3 separate regions of the Homo sapiens genome follow, and regions 2 and 3 are each linked to region 1. Evidence: chromatin loops called from intact Hi-C (ENCODE). Cell type or tissue: IMR-90. All regions are shown on one strand.

Region 1 (5,000 bases):
ATTCTCATGCCTCAGCCTCCCAAGTAGCTGGTATTACAGGCATGCACCACCACATCTGGCTAATTTTTTATATTTTTAGTAGGGACGGGGTTTCGCCATGTTGGCCAGGCTGGTCACGAACTCCTGATGTCAAGTCATCTGCCCACCCTGACCTCCCAAAGTGCTTGGATTACAGGCATGAGCCACCCACGCCTAGCCTTTAATTAGCATCTTTATCTCTAAATCTTTGATGTTTCATCTTTCATAGTCTTTCAGCTTACCAAATAATAGGTTTAACATTCAGCTAATCAAAAAACTTGGGAGCCAGGTGTGGTGGTCCACTCCTGTAGTCCCAGCTACTTGGGAGCAAAAGTGGAAGGAGTGCTTGAGGTCAGGAGTTTGAGATCAGGATGGGCAATGCAGTGAGACCCCATTAAAAAAAAAAGAGAGAGAGAAACACGGCTTAGGTGGTTCCAGAATGATGTCAAAATAAGTCTCAAATTCCTCAGCATGACAAGGCCACTGTGATGACTTCAATTCAAGTTTCTAGTTTCATTTATAGCCATAGGACCATGCTAAAACATGTCATTTTACTGCTTCGATACTTCTGCTCATTCTACTTCAACTTCCCTCTCTCTCCATTTATTTACTTATTTATTTACTTAATTTTCTTTTTGAGAGTCTCACTCTGTCACCCAGGCTGGAGTACAGTGGCATGATCTCTGCTCACTGCAACCTCCCTCTCCCAGGTTCTAGTGATTTTCGTGCCTCAACCTCCAAGTAGCTGGGATTACAGGCGCCTGCCACCACGCCTGGCTAATTTTTGTATTTTTAGTAGAGACGGGGTTTCATCATGTTGGCCAGGCTGGTGTCGAACTCTTAGCTTCATGTGATCCACCCGCCTCGGTCTCCCAAAGTACTGAGATTACAGGTGTGAGCCACCGCACCTGGCCCTCTGTCCCCATTTAAATCTTACCCATTCATCAAGTCTCAACTCAAATGTCACATCCTCAGTGAAAATTTGCCAGACACCTCCAGTCAAAAGTAATTCTCTTTCCTTACTGCTAATAGCACTCTTTACATTGCATGGCATTTTTTTTTTTTTAGACGGAGTCTCGCTCTGTTGCCCAGGCTGGAGTGCAGTGGCATGATCTCGGCTCACTGCAAGCTCCGCCTCCCGGGTTCATGCCATTCTCCTGCCTCAGCCTCCCGAGTAGCTGGGACTACAGGCGCCTGCCACCACACCCGGCTAGTTTTTTTGTATTTTTAGTAGAGACAGGGTTTCACTGTGTTAGCCAGGATGGTCTCGATCTCCTGACCTCGTGATCTGACCACCTCAGCCTCCCAAAGTGCTGGGATTATGGGCGTGAGCCACCGCACCCGGCCCGAATGGCAATTTTATTACACTGCCTTGTGTTGTACTCATGCCTACTGTTAACTGAGTATCTATTAGATGTTAGGCAATACAGTATTGTACATGCACTAGTTTTAAACCTAGAAATCCTAGCAGATAGGCAGAATATTATCAACCCTGTGTTATGATGGGGAAGACAAGGTTCAGGGAAGTTGAGTAATTTTGATTAAGGTCACAGAGTTAGTAGATGGTGAACCAGAATTCACATCCAAGTTTGTCTCACTTTAAAATATCTATTTTTTAGAATTGTATCATGTTACGTTACACATGTTTGTCTTCTTGGCTACATGCTTGGAAGAGAAGGAATCAGATTTCATTCATTTTCGTATCTCCTTCTCTGAGTACTTAACACACTATAAGTACTTAGTCTTTTGCCCTCGAATAAAGAATCTGCCATTGAAGACATGCAGTGAAGGAGTATGTAAAGCATCCACTAAGAACAGTAGGCCAGGTGCGGTGGCTCACGCCTGTAATCCCAGCACTTTGGGATGCCAAGGTGGGCAGATCACCTAAGGTCAGGAGTTTGAGACCAGCTTGGCCTAAATGGTGAAACTCTGTCTCTACTAAAAATACAAAAAAATTAGCCAGGTGTGGTGTTGCACGCCTATAATCCCAGCTATTGGGGAGCCTGAGGCAGAAGAATTGCTTGAACCTGGGAGGTGGAGGTTGCAGTGAGCCAAGATCGTGCCATTGCACTCCAGCCTGGGAGACAGAGCAAGACTCCATCTCAAAAAAAAAAGAAAGTAAACTGCTCTGTAGGAAATTTAGGTATACACAGAAACCTCTGAACCATTTAATATAAAGTAACTGTAAGCTGGGCACAGTGGCTCGCTCCCAGCACTTTGGGAGCCCAAGGCGGGTGGATCACTTGAGGTCAGGAGTTCGAGACCAGCCTGGACAACTTGGGGAAACGCTGTCTCTACTAAAAGTACAAAAATTAGCCGGGGCATGGTGGCAGGCGCCTGTAATCCCAGCTACTCAGGTGTCTGAGGCACAAGAATCACTTGAACCCGGGAGCCACAGGTTGGAGTGAGCCGAGATTGTGCCACCGCACTCCAGCCTGGGAAACAGAGTGAAGCCCCATCTCAAAAAAAAAAAAGTAACTGTCAAGTACTAGAGTTACTCCAGCTTTGTCTGAGAATGTATAACTGTAAATTACAGCAGAAGCAGCAATGCTTGGGAAATATCCAAATATCCAAATCATTCTCTACACTTCTCACCCTCCCTTGCAGAAACAGGAGGAGTCATGTGATTCCTTTGGCTAAACACCTATGAATGGAAATAACTTGTGTTATTGTGTCCTTTCTAATCAGAGCCAATTAAGTGTGAGGTATAAATTATCTCTCCCTCCCCACCTTAAAAGCTACATGTTGCGATGTATCCCAAGAAGGTAAACTTTTGTCCCTCCATCCAGACTTCAATCTTGCTTGCAAAGCCGTTTTGAAAGACAGGAACAGCAAAAACAAAGCAAAACACATGCACACAACACAAACAATATCCTTTGTGTTAGGCCACTGAGAATACAAGGCTTGTTACTTCAGCATAGCAATCTGAATAACACACACTAGTACTACTTAAACGCTACTCAATTTTATCTACCGGAGAGAAAGCACCATGCCTCTTTACAAAGCAGAGTGGAAAACAAACTATTCAAGGGCCACAAGGTGGTGCTATTTCTACAGTAATGTGATGAAATTTTTGTTATACTTTTTTTTTGACATAGGGTGGGGTCTTGCTATATTGCCCCGGACAGTCTCAAATTCCTGGGCCCGCATGATCCTCCTGCCTCAGCCTCCCAAGTAGCTGAAACTACAGGTACTTTTTGAAGCAAATTAGAAGCTAGCAAAATGGAATCTTTTTTTTTTTTTGAGACGGAGTTTCGCTCTTGTTGCCCAGGCTGGAGTGCAATGGTGTGATCTTGGCTCACTGCAACCTCTGCCTCCCGGGTTCAAGCGATTCTCCTGCCTCAGCCTCCCGAGTAGCTGGGATTACAGGCATGCGCCACCACGCCTGGCTAATTTTGTATTTTTAGTAGTGACGGGGTTTCTCCATGTTGGTCAGGCTGGTCTTGAACTCCCAACCTCAGGTGATCGCCTGCCTCGGCCTCCCAAAGTGCTGGGATTACAGGTGTAAGCCACCACACCTGGCCTACAGCAAAATGAAATCTTTAGTTCTTAAAGTTTTATATATGATATCACTTAAGTAGACTGTTGTTTCCAAAGAAAACAACCATCTGTACTATTGCCTCTGTACAGTTCCAGAATGAACATCCTGCAGTTTCTGAAACAGCATTTGTGGGCCAATCTAGAAGATCACCGTGATGGTTAATATTAAGTGTCGACTTGGCCTAGGAATTTCGCATATCTCCTTCGCAGTGCAGCTCCTTCAATCTCACCATGGCCTCTGCCAGAATGCAGATCCTGGGAGTCGTCCTGACACTGCTGGGCTGGGTGAATGGCCTGGTCTCCTGCGTCCTGCCCATGTGGAAAGTGACCACTTTCATCGGCAACAGCATCGTGGTGGCCAGGTGGTGTGGGAGGGCCTGTGGATGTCCTGAGTGGTGCAGAGCACTAGCCAGATGCAGTGCAAGGTGTACGACTCACTGCTGGCGCTGCCACAGGACCTGCAGGCTGCACGTGCCGTCTGTGTCATCACCCTCCTTGTGGCCCTGTTCGGCTTGCTGGTCTACCTTGCTGGGGCCAAGTGTACCACCTGTGTGGAGGAGAAGGATTCCAAGGCCCGCCTGGTGCTCACCTCTGGGATTGTCTTTGTCACCTCAGGGGTCCTGACACTAATCCCCGTTTGCTGGACGGCGCATGCCATCATCTGGGACTTCTATAACCCCCTGGTGGCTGAGGCCCAAAAGTGGGAGCTGGGGGCCTCCCTCTACTTGGGCTGGGCGGCCTCAGGCCTTTTGTTGCTGGGTGGCAGGCTGCTGTGCTGCACTTGCCCCTCCGGGGGGTCACGGGGCCCCAGCCATTACATGGCCCGCTACTGGACATCTGCCCCTGCCATCTCTCGGGGGACCTCTGAGTACCCTACCAAGAATTACGTCTGACATGGAAGTGAATGGGGGCTCCGCTGGCACTAGAGCCATCCAGAAGTGGCAGTGCCCAACAGCTTTGGGATGGGTTCATATCTTTTGTTTCTGCCTCCTTCTATTTTTCTTTTGACTGAGGGTATTTAAAATTCATTTAAAAACTGAACCAAGAAGATGACTCAGACTCCCACTTAGGTTCTGCTGTTTCTCACCCTTGGATGATGGAGCCAAAGAGGGGATGCTTTGAGATTCTGGATCTTGACATGCCCATTTTAGAAGCCAGTCAAGCTGTGGAACTAATGTGGAGGCTGCTTGCTGTGCTGGCCTTTGCAACAAGACAGACTGTCCCCAAGAGTTCCTGCTGCTGCTGGGGGCTGGGTTTCCCTAGATGTCGCTGGACAGCTGCCCCCCATCGTACTCAGGCCTCTGGAGCTCCTCTCTTCACCCATGGAAAAGCAAGTGATCTGTTAACAAAGGACTGCCTACCTCCGGAACTTCTGACCTCTGGCTCCTCCGTCCTGGATGTCCACCTTGCAGGGTCAGGTCCCAGCTATGTAGACCCCCGCC
Region 2 (5,000 bases), 320 kb after region 1:
AAGCTAAAGTATCCTGTGCTAATCTCACAGCATTGCTGAAAACATTTACATGGAGACAATAGATGTGACAGTGTGGTACAGGCACTAGTTGGTATTATGACTCACTCACTCTTTATCCCCAGATTTCTGAAAAGGCTGCTGCTTCCCCCATCTCCAGTTATCTGCCCATTCTAGTCTAGGACCTCATGCCCTCCCCAGCCTTCTCCACCCCATTCCTCTTCTCCAACACAGTTGGACCCACGGATCCTGTTCCTCTGCTGAGGTTTGCTCATCCATGTCTCAGGGTGGGGTGGTCTATCCTGCCTTCCTCTGAATTGAGCTTTCCAGGGATGCCCTTCCCCCTCCACAGAACCTCAAACAGGGCTGCACACACAGAGAAGCTCCACAGGAGATCATGAAGCAGCAAGGCTTGAGTTCTGCATACCTTTCCTCCTCTGGCCTCCCTGTGTCCACTGGGACTCTGGCTGAGCACAGGCAGAGGCATGGGCAGGGGTGAGTGACATTGCTGTGGCAGACACCGTGGAAAGAAGAGGTCAAGAGGGAACTGTGTGAAGCCCTCATTCAGAGAATGGCACAGGAAAATCTCAGGGACTCAGTTACCTATGGTGGTTTTAATTCTAGGACACACCTAATCCCAGTGTCAACTCAGGAGCTAGCCCCTTCTGACTCGGACTGCAAAATCAATTTTCAGCCCTGAAAGAAACTTCCTCAAGTCCGGGCCTCTGGGAAGCCCCTTAGACTGTATGTTTTCAATAAACAAAAACCCTCGGCCATTCTTCTTTTCTCTCCTCGGCTGCTGAGGAGGAATCCTGTATTGTGAGACACTAAGAGAGGGGAGGGAAAGAGGGTTCGCCTAGCCATGAAAGCATCTTCACAGCCTGACTCACAGGTGGGTCACAAGCCTGGCGGGTGATGTAGTATAGAGAATGGAGAAGCACAATCAGAGGGATACCAGGCTTCTGGGGATCCGTCTGCGAGTGAACTGAGGGAAGAGAGTGAGATCCACAGGAGACTAGAAAAGGCGCACTGGCTGGGTGGGAACGAGGCAGCAAAGACAGGAGTGAAAGGAACAATGGGAGGAAGAGAGACATAGAGGGAGTGTGTATATATGTGGATTCAAGATAATGTCTGGGTCTACAACTGTATTTCGAGGCTCCAGATTCACACCTCTTCCTCTCTGCTTCTTTAGTTCCCCAGGTTAGGTGCTTTGCACACATCCCTGCCTCATCCAAGAGCTGTCCTTCATTTCCCCCAAGGACAGGGCTGCTGTCTTCCCCTAGCGACCTTGATGTAGAGGTACACCCTGACGGAGACTGTGAAATGGCCCCACCCCCACCCTCTGTTCCTTCTCTGGGAGTCACCTGGGTGGTGGTCCTGCCCCTGCTTTGCCGCCTCAGTCACTCTGAGTCTCGGCCCCGCCCCGCCGCCCCCGCCTTCAGCACTAGGGACAGCGACCAGAGCTGAGGTCTGGACCCCCCGCCCCCTTCAGCGTCCCTATTTTTCCTGGTAGTCTGTCATGCTGAACTAGGCAGGTGCTAAGGAGCGGGTGTGGGGATGGGAGATGGCGGAGCTCGGCTTCTCCCTCAGACTGGCCCCGATACTTAGAATATAATTTCCTAGATCTCCAGCAAGCAGGACTGGAGGAGGCAGGGGTCCCAAACTCTGGTAGTTCCTTTGGTCCGGATGGGGTCCCGGGTTCCTGAAAGAGGAAATCCAGGTCTCTGGAGATCCCCTGATGTCTGCTTGCCCCTTCTGGTGCCCCCAGCCTGTCCAGGCACGGAGGACCTCCGGCAGGGGATACCCGCCCAGGAATTCCCAGGCTAGACTGGTGCAAGTGACTCTCCCGCCCCACCAAGGGACCCCGGGCTGGAAATGAAGTGACCGTGGAGGGTGGGGCGGGCCGGGTCCCGGTGTCGCTGCCCGCGAGGGTGGGATTGATGTACCCTGCCCTCCCCGCCAAGCCCCCAATACCGGAAGTCGCTGTAGGGGTGGATGATCCAGGCCCCCGCTGACTTCACCCGCTCCTGCTCGATTTCCACTGCTTTGTGGCTGCCGAACACCCGAAGGGAGAACTTGTTGACCGTAGGCTGGAGCAGCGTCCCAAGGTGCCTCCTCTTAGGCTCAGGCCCAGATTTGGGGATCGGACCTGAGGCCGCGGTCGCAGGCGGGGGAGCAACGGGAGGCACCGCCTCCAGTCCAGGGGTCGCCCCTTCGCTGGCCCCCGCCGCCGGCCGCTGCTCTGCCTCCATGGCGCCCACCCCGCTTACACGCTCGGCCTCCTAGAGCCCTCTGTGGCCATCAGGTACCCGCAACCCCTCCAGAGCAGGAGTCGGCGCAGCCCCGCGGGCTCTAGCGGAGGCGTCGTAGGCTCGGAATCGCCGGCGCGCGGGGCGGAGGGGGTGTGTGCTAGACTGGCGGGCGGCGGGCGGGCTGCGCGGCGCCCCCTGGCGAGGGCCGCGCCAAGACCGGGCGGGGCTGGGACGCCGGGATCCTGGAGGAACTCCGAGAGGGGCGTGGCTTAGCAAAGAAGGCGGGGAGCGCAGCCTGAGCCAGGGAGAGGGCGTGGCCTAGCGTTGGCCTTTCATCCACTGAGAACCAGGGAGGAGGAGCCCCCTGCAGTGGCGGGAAAATCGGACGCGGGTTTGTAGCTTGAAGGACTTGGGAGGGAGAGGGATTGGGGACCAATGGAAGAAGTGGAAATGGCTTTTGGGATTCTTCTCCACTCTCGCCCAGGGACTTCTGTCCTGCTCCCGTCTTCTCTCAACACTGTCCTAGGCATATTCTTGTCTTTTGGTCTCCTCCGAACTGCTTCCCCTAGTATTTAATTTCCTAATTCATTCTGTCAGCCTTCACCAAGTGCAACTCTGCCTGTCATTGAGTGGATGCTGAGGAAACAAAAATGAATACAAAAGTCCTAGTCTTAGCATCTCCATGTAGTAATGGAAAACAACACAAAACAAAACAAAAACAAAGGCCTAGCCATAAAGCCACTGCTCATCTGTGCCCAACGACAGACAGGTAAATTGCAGTGCTATGCGAAGTGCTACAAATTCCTAAATATCTCAAATTCTCCCCTTCATCTCCAATTCTTATTACCACTGCCTCATTTCAAGCCCTCAGCATTTTTTCACTTAAATTACTTCGGAAACCTCTAAAAGAGTCTTCAACCTCTTCCAGGCCAATTCTTCTTCCATTCCCTGCCAGTTACCTTCCTAAAATCCAACTATGGCTGTGTCACTTGCTTGAAGCCCATCAAGCTTTCCCATCTTCTACAGGGGTACATTTAAGCTGCTTAGCATGGTGTACCAGGCCCAAAAAATTTGGACCTAGTTTCAACAGTCTCTCTTCTGACAGTCCCTCTCTTGAAAGCCACAGCCCCAATCATGCTGAAAGACTTTGTGCTGCCTTGTCTCTATGCTTTTGCAAATATTTTCTCTGCCTGGTATTCTCCTCCAATTCACTTTCGAACAGTTGGTTCAGATCTTGCTTTCTCTAGGAAACCTAGGAACACATTTCCAACTCTCCTTTCCTCAGGTAGGGTCTATTCTAGAGCTTTTTTACAGCAGCCAGGGCACCACTGTTTTGAGCAACTCATGTCACAGGGCTACCATTATTATTATTATTTTAGAGATGAGGTCACACTATGTTGCCCAGGCTGGTTTTGAACTCAGAGCTCAAGTGATCTTCCTGCCTTGGCTTCCCAAAGTGCTAGGATTACAGGCATGAGCATGGTCTCATTATTTATTTACAGATTTTCTCTCCTGTTAGATTGTGAAACTCTGAGAAACAGGAACCTTGCACCTGGCATAATTCTGGACACATAGTGGACATTCAGTAAATGCTTGTTGAATGAATTAATAATCTAGGAAAATGTTCCAGGAGGTGGAAGTGAAATCTTTACTTCTCTCTCCCCGACTCCTTCATTGATTGCTCTCCATGTTCTATTCCAGGGAACTTCTCTAAACTATGTCTGGTTATCTGATCTAACCTCCATCTGACCATCCTTCATCCAGCTCCTCTCTAATATTTCCTGACTTTATTTATTTACTCATTCTAGAGTCAGGGTCTTGCTCTGTTGCTCAAGCTGGAGTGCAGTGGTGTGATCATGACCCACTGCAGCCTCAAAGCAATCTTCCCACCTCAGTTTCCTGAGTAGCTGGGACTACAGGTGTGAGCCACCTTGCTCAGCTCCCTGACTTTAATATCGTTATTCTCAGATTATATTATTTCTCTTTCAATTGACCTTTCTGACCACTTCTCAATTCCTTCTGTAAAGTCTCTAACTCTTTCTCTTTCTCATTTTCTTTTTTTCTTTTCTTTTCTTTTTTTTTTTTTTTTTTTTTTGAGATAGAGTCTCACTCTGTCGCCCAAGCTGGAGTGCAGTGGCACGATCACGGGTCACTACAGCCTCAACCTCCCCAGGCTCAGGTGATCCTCCCACCTCAGCCTCCCGAGTAGCTGGGACTACAGGTGGGAGACACCATGAATGGCTAATTTTTATTTTTTATTTTATTTTATTTTAGACACAGTCTCACTCTGTCGCCCAGGCTGGAGTGCAATGGCACCATCTCGGCTCACTGCAACCTCCACCTTCTGGATTCAAGCGATTCTCGTGCCTCAGCCTTCCAAATAGCTGGGATTACAGGCACCTGCCATCACACCCGGCTAATTTTTGTATTTTTAGTAGAGACAGGGTTTCACCAGGTTGGCCAGGCTGGTCTCGAACTCCTGTGCTCAAGTGATCCACCTTCCTGGGCCTCCAAAACTGTTGGGATTACAGGCATGAGCCACCGCGCTTGGCCTAATTTTTGTATTTTTTTTTTTTTTTTTTTTTTTTTTTTTGAGACGGAGTCTCGCTGTCGCCCAGGCTGGAGTGCAGTGGCGCAATCTCGGCTCACTGCAGGCTCCGCCCCCTGGGGTTCACGCCATTCTCCTGCCTCAGCCTCCCGAGTAGCTGGGACTACAGGCGCCCGCCACCTCGCCCGGCTAATTTTTTGTAT
Region 3 (5,000 bases), 340 kb after region 1:
GAAGGGAGCAGGGGCCAGGGCACGCAGGTATGGTGGGGGCAGGGGTGTGTGTGCTGAGACTTGCCTGAGGGAACAATGGCTACAGATCTGGCTTTTGAGCACCAGGGGCTATGGGTTATCTATTATCCTCATCTATTGGAGGAATGGATGTTTAGTGGGGAGGATGAGAAGGGGAGATGGCAGGGAGTGAGTTAAGTATGTGATGCTGGTCTGGGACCAGGAGAGGGTGCTTTAGAGAATGGGACTGGATGGTGGGGTAGAGTCAAGAAGGTCCTATGCTGGGCACGGTGGCTCATTCCTGTAATCCCAGCACTTTGAGAGGCCCAGGCAGGCGGATCACCTGAGGCCAGGAGTTCAAGACCCACCTGGCCAACATGGCGAAACCCTGTCTCTATTAAAAATACAAAAATCGGGCCGGGCGCAGTGGCTCGTGCCTATAATCCCAGCACTTTGGGAGGCTGAGGAGGGCAGATCACCTGAGATCAGGAGATCGAGACTATCCTGGCTAACATGGTGAAACCCCATCTCTACTAAACATACAAAAAATTAGCCAGGCGTGGTGGCGGGCGCCTGTGGTCCCAGCTACTCGGGAGGCTGAGGCAGGAGAATGGCATGAACCTGGGAGGCAGAGCTTGCAGTGAGCTGAGATAGTGCCACTGCACTCCAGCCTGGGCGACAGAGCAAGACTCCATCTCAAAAAACAAACAAACGAAATACAAAAATTAGCCAAGTGTGGTGGCGGGTGCCTGTAATCCCAGCTACTTGGGAGTCTGAGGCAGGAAAATTGCTTGAACCGGGGAGACAGAGGCTGCAGTGAGCTGAGATGGTGCCACTGCATTCCAGCCTGGGCGACAAGAGCAAGACTCCGTCTCAAAAAAAAAAAAAAAAAAAAAAAAAATATATATATATATATATATATATATATATATACACACAAAATTACAAAAATTAGGCTGGGCTCCGTGGCTCATGCCTGTAATCCCAGCACTTTGGGAGGCCAAGGCAGGAGGATCACCAGATATCAGGAGTTTGACACCAGCCTGGCCAACATGGCGAAACCCTATCTCTACTAAAAATACAAAAATTATCCGGGTGTGGTGGCGGGTGCCTGTAATCCCAGCTACTCGGAAGACTGAGGCTGGAGAATCGCTTGAACCTGGGAGGCAGAGGTTGCAGTGAGCTGAGATGTAGCCATTGTACTCCAGCCTGGGCGACAAGAGTGAAACTTCGTCTCGAAATAATAATAATAATAATAATTAGCTGGGCATGGTTGCACACCCTTATAATTCCAGCTACTCAGGAGGATGAGGCATGGGAATTGCTTGATCTTGGGAGGTGGGGGTTGCAGTGAGCTGAGATCGCGCCACTGCACTCCAGCAACAGAGTCAGACTCTGTCTCAAAAAAAAAAAGAAGGTCCTAGATGGAGGTGAGGCTAAAGGGTGGACATTCCTGTGAAGACACAGAATGTGTGGAGCTTCTGGATGGAGGTGGGGCCATAAAGAGGAATTTGTGGGTGGGCAGGGCCAGAGCTAGAGGTACAGGGTGAGCGTGGGGTTAAGGAGAGCTGATTTTGGGTGAGGGAGGGGCCAGAACAAGAGCTTCTCTCAGGGGATAGGGCCAGAAAAAATAATGTAGATGAGAGAGGAGTTTGGGGGCCCAGGAGGAGCTGTATTCCCAGAATCCAGACTTGCTGACCTGCTCGCTTCCCCAGCAGCTGGCCCCTGAGCGGTCAGTCTCAGGCCCACTGGGACCTCTGGGCTGCACGTCCCCGCCCCCAGCCCCTCTCCTACACACCATGCTGGACCTGGAGGAATTTGTCCCGCCTGTGCCCCCACCGCCCTACTATCCCCCAGAGTATACCTGCAGCTCAGAAACAGATGCACAGAGGTAAGGCCTGGTGGGGTCTTGCTGGGGGAGCTAAGGAAGGGGACTGGGGCTGGGCCTGGATTGCTGGAGAGAGGGATCTTTGTGGAGGGGGAATTATTTCTCCTACATTGACCCTCTTCCTCATCTGCCAGCATCACGTACAATGGCTCCATGGACAGCCCAGTGCCCTTGTACCCTACCGATTGCCCCCCTTCTTATGAGGCAGTCATGGGACTACGAGGAGACAGCCAGGTGAGAGCACAGCACGGCTTGGGGCGGGCTGGGGAGCCGGGTTGTAGCCTGGAAAGCTGAACAGGCTGTAGCCTCTGGATAAAGATAGTAACAGTGGTCAAGGTCTTTACAGCACCAGCATGCCCACTGTTGCCTTTGATCTTCCCTAGAGCCTGGTGAGGTGAGTGGGTTGGAAGCTATCATTTCTGCCATACAGACGTGGAAGCTGAGGCTGCACAATTAAGTGACTTGTACAAAGGGACAAGGCTGGTCTGGAATCTAAGTCTCCAGAGCTCTGTCTAGCACATGGGGGTGTTCAGTGTGTAGGGCTGAACCCTTGACCCTGTGTCTTCTGCAGGCCACTCTCTTTGACCCTCAGCTTCACGATGGCTCGTGCATCTGTGAACGAGTGGCCTCCATTGTAGACGGTGAGCAGGGCGTAATGAGGGGTGGACAAGGGCGGGGCTGCCAGGGATAGCTGGGGTGGGTAGAGACAATAGAAGGGGAAAACAAGGCGGAGTTGGTGGTTTGGGGACATAGGAGGGCTGTGGCAACTTGGAACCCTGGACTTATTTTTCTCCTCTGAGATAAAGCTGGAGGCACAGTGGCCCCTAGAGGCTGGGCTTGGGAGAAGAGGAACTGCCTGGGCAGGGCTAGGCCAGGCCAGGCTGGTGCTACACAGCGCCCCCTGCCGCCCACAGTGTCCATGGACAGCGGGTCTCTGGTGCTGTCAGCCATTGGTGACCTCCCTGGGGGCTCTAGCCCGTCGGAGGACTCGTGCCTGCTGGAGCTGCAGGGCTCCGTGCGCTCCGTGGACTACGTTCTCTTTCGCTCCATCCAGCGCAGCCGTGCCGGCTACTGCCTCAGCCTGGACTGTGGCCTGCGGGGCCCCTTCGAGGAAAGCCCCCTGCCACGGCGCCCCCCACGGGCTGCCCGCTCCTATTCCTGCTCTGCCCCTGAAGCTCCACCCCCACTGGGTGCCCCCACAGCTGCCCGCAGCTGCCACCGGTTGGAGGGCTGGCCGCCCTGGGTGGGACCCTGCTTCCCCGAGCTGAGGCGGCGGGTCCCCCGGGGAGGGGGCCGCCCAGCCGCAGCCCCGCCCACCCGAGCCCCGACTCGTCGCTTCAGCGATAGCTCAGGTTCCCTCACCCCACCGGGGCACCGGCCTCCTCATCCGGCATCCCCACCACCGCTGCTGCTGCCACGGTCCCACAGCGACCCAGGCATCACGACCTCCAGTGACACTGGTGAGCCCCCTCCCCGACTGCCCAGGCTCAGGAGAGGGTAGGCACTGGGAGTTAGGTGGCCAGTGATGCCCACCAGGATTGGGGCACAGTTGAGGTCCCTGAGGAGGAAGAAAGGGTGAGTTCACTCCTCTGGTAGACACTTCTCAGGTACTCACCTCCTAGGGACAGAACATCCATAGCTTAGCAGCTAAAAAAGGAGAATTTTTTTTTTTTTTTGAGACGGAGTCTCTGGCTCTGTCGCCCAGGCTGGAGTGCAGTGGCATGATCTTGGCTCACTGCAACCCGTTTCCCGGGTTCAAGTGACTCTCTCCTGCTTCAGCCTGCCGAGTAGCTGGGACTACAGGTGTGCGCCACCATGACCGGCTAATATTTTTTTTTTTTTTTTTTTTTGAGACGGTGTCTCGCTCTGTCACCCAGGCTGGAGTGCAGCCGCGCGATCTGGGCTCACTGCAAGCTCCGCCTCCCGGGTTCACGCCATTCTCCTTCCTCAGCCTCCCGAGTAGTGAGTAGCTGGGACTACAGATGCCTGCCACCACGCCCGGCTATTTTTTTGTATTTTTAGTAGAGATGGGGTTTCACCGTGTTATCCAGGATGGTCTCAATCTCCTGACCTCGTGATCTGCCCGCCTCGGCCTCCCAAAGTGCTGGGATTACAGGCATGAGTCACCGTGCCCGGGCAATTTTTGTATTTTTTAGTAGAGACAGGGTTTCACCCTTTTGGCCAGGCTGGTCTTGAACTCCTGACCTCAAGTGATCCACCCGCCTCGGCCTCCCAAAAGGATTTATTTTTTGAAACCAGTTCCACAGCTCTCAGCTTGGTCCACTTATCTGTCCTCCCCAAGCTTCAGCTGTCACTTGTTAAACATGTATAATAATAGTACTTCAGGCCGGGCACGGTGGCTTGCACCTGTAATCCCAGCACTGTGGGAAGCTGAGGTGGGTGGATCACCTGAGGTCGGGAGTTCGAGACCAGCCTGGCTAACATGGTGAAACCCTATCTCTACTAAAAATACAAAAATTAGCCAGGTGTGGTGGAGCGCGCCTGTAATTCCAGCTACTAACAGAGAGGCTAAGGCAGGAGAATCGCTTGAACCTGGAAAGCAGGGGTTGCCGTGAGCCAAGATCATGCCACTGCACTCCAGCCTGGGTGACAGAGACACACTCCATCTCAAAAACACAAACAAACAAACAAAAAACATGTATAATAACAGTACTTCAGCCATAGGCATTGTACTCGAAGATGCTGAGAAAGGAGACAGTGGCCGGGCAAGGCTGTTCACACCTATAATCCCAGCACTTTGGGAGGCCAAGGCAGGTGGATCACCTGAGGTCAGGAGTTCAAGACCAGCCTAGCCAACATGGTGAAACCCCCATCTCTACTAAAAATTGAAAAATTAGCTGGGCCTGGTGGTGGACGCCTGTAATCCCAGCTACTAGGGAGGCTGAGGCAGGAGAATCGCTTGAACCTGGGAGGCGGAGGTTGCAGTGAGCTGAGATCGTACCACTGCACTCCGGCCTGGGCAACACAGTGAGACTCCATCTCAAAAAAATAAGAAAGGAGATAGTACTGGGGAACGCTCAGCACTGTGCGCCAGGTGCTGAACAACACCACTGCAGTCCTTGTTGTGGTGGATTGTACCATCTAGTTGCTGGCT

What was found. Peaks named below come from ENCODE experiments on the same cell type or tissue, not always from the same donor. Only the 100,000 strongest peaks of a DNase experiment are listed, where the experiment ranks them.
Region 2: it touches region 1 in a loop (5-fold over the local background); 17 of 110 quality-filtered maps call a loop at or near these places.
Region 3: it touches region 1 in a loop (4-fold over the local background); 74 of 110 quality-filtered maps call a loop at or near these places.

Annotation. Positions count from the first base shown.
Region 1 is chr1:155,590,052-155,595,051 of GRCh38, reverse strand. It overlaps a transcript of MSTO1 not described here and the pseudogene LOC284620. Among named protein-coding and RNA genes, the nearest start is that of MSTO1, 18 kb to the left of the region's middle. RefSeq lists an enhancer at 3,623-4,202. In IMR-90, a CTCF peak has its summit at 3,065 (motif pointing right); a DNase peak (open chromatin) is centred at 3,061.
Region 2 is chr1:155,274,840-155,279,839 of GRCh38, reverse strand. HCN3 (hyperpolarization activated cyclic nucleotide gated potassium channel 3) reads right to left here and starts at 2,377. Exons shown (of 8, transcript NM_020897.3): 1 at 1,972-2,377. The coding sequence starts at 2,249. In IMR-90, CTCF peaks have their summits at 1,256 and 2,462 (motif pointing left); a DNase peak (open chromatin) is centred at 2,529; H3K4me3 peaks cover 955 bases; H3K27ac peaks cover 391 bases.
Region 3 is chr1:155,248,621-155,253,620 of GRCh38, reverse strand. ENTREP3 (endosomal transmembrane epsin interactor 3) reads left to right here. Exons shown (of 12, transcript NM_006589.3): 6 at 1,716-1,888; 7 at 2,020-2,119; 8 at 2,457-2,526; 9 at 2,800-3,345. Among named protein-coding and RNA genes, the nearest start is that of ENTREP3, 4.4 kb to the left of the region's middle. RefSeq lists an enhancer at 3,104-3,706. In IMR-90, a CTCF peak has its summit at 2,751 (motif pointing left); a DNase peak (open chromatin) is centred at 2,730; H3K27ac peaks cover 203 bases.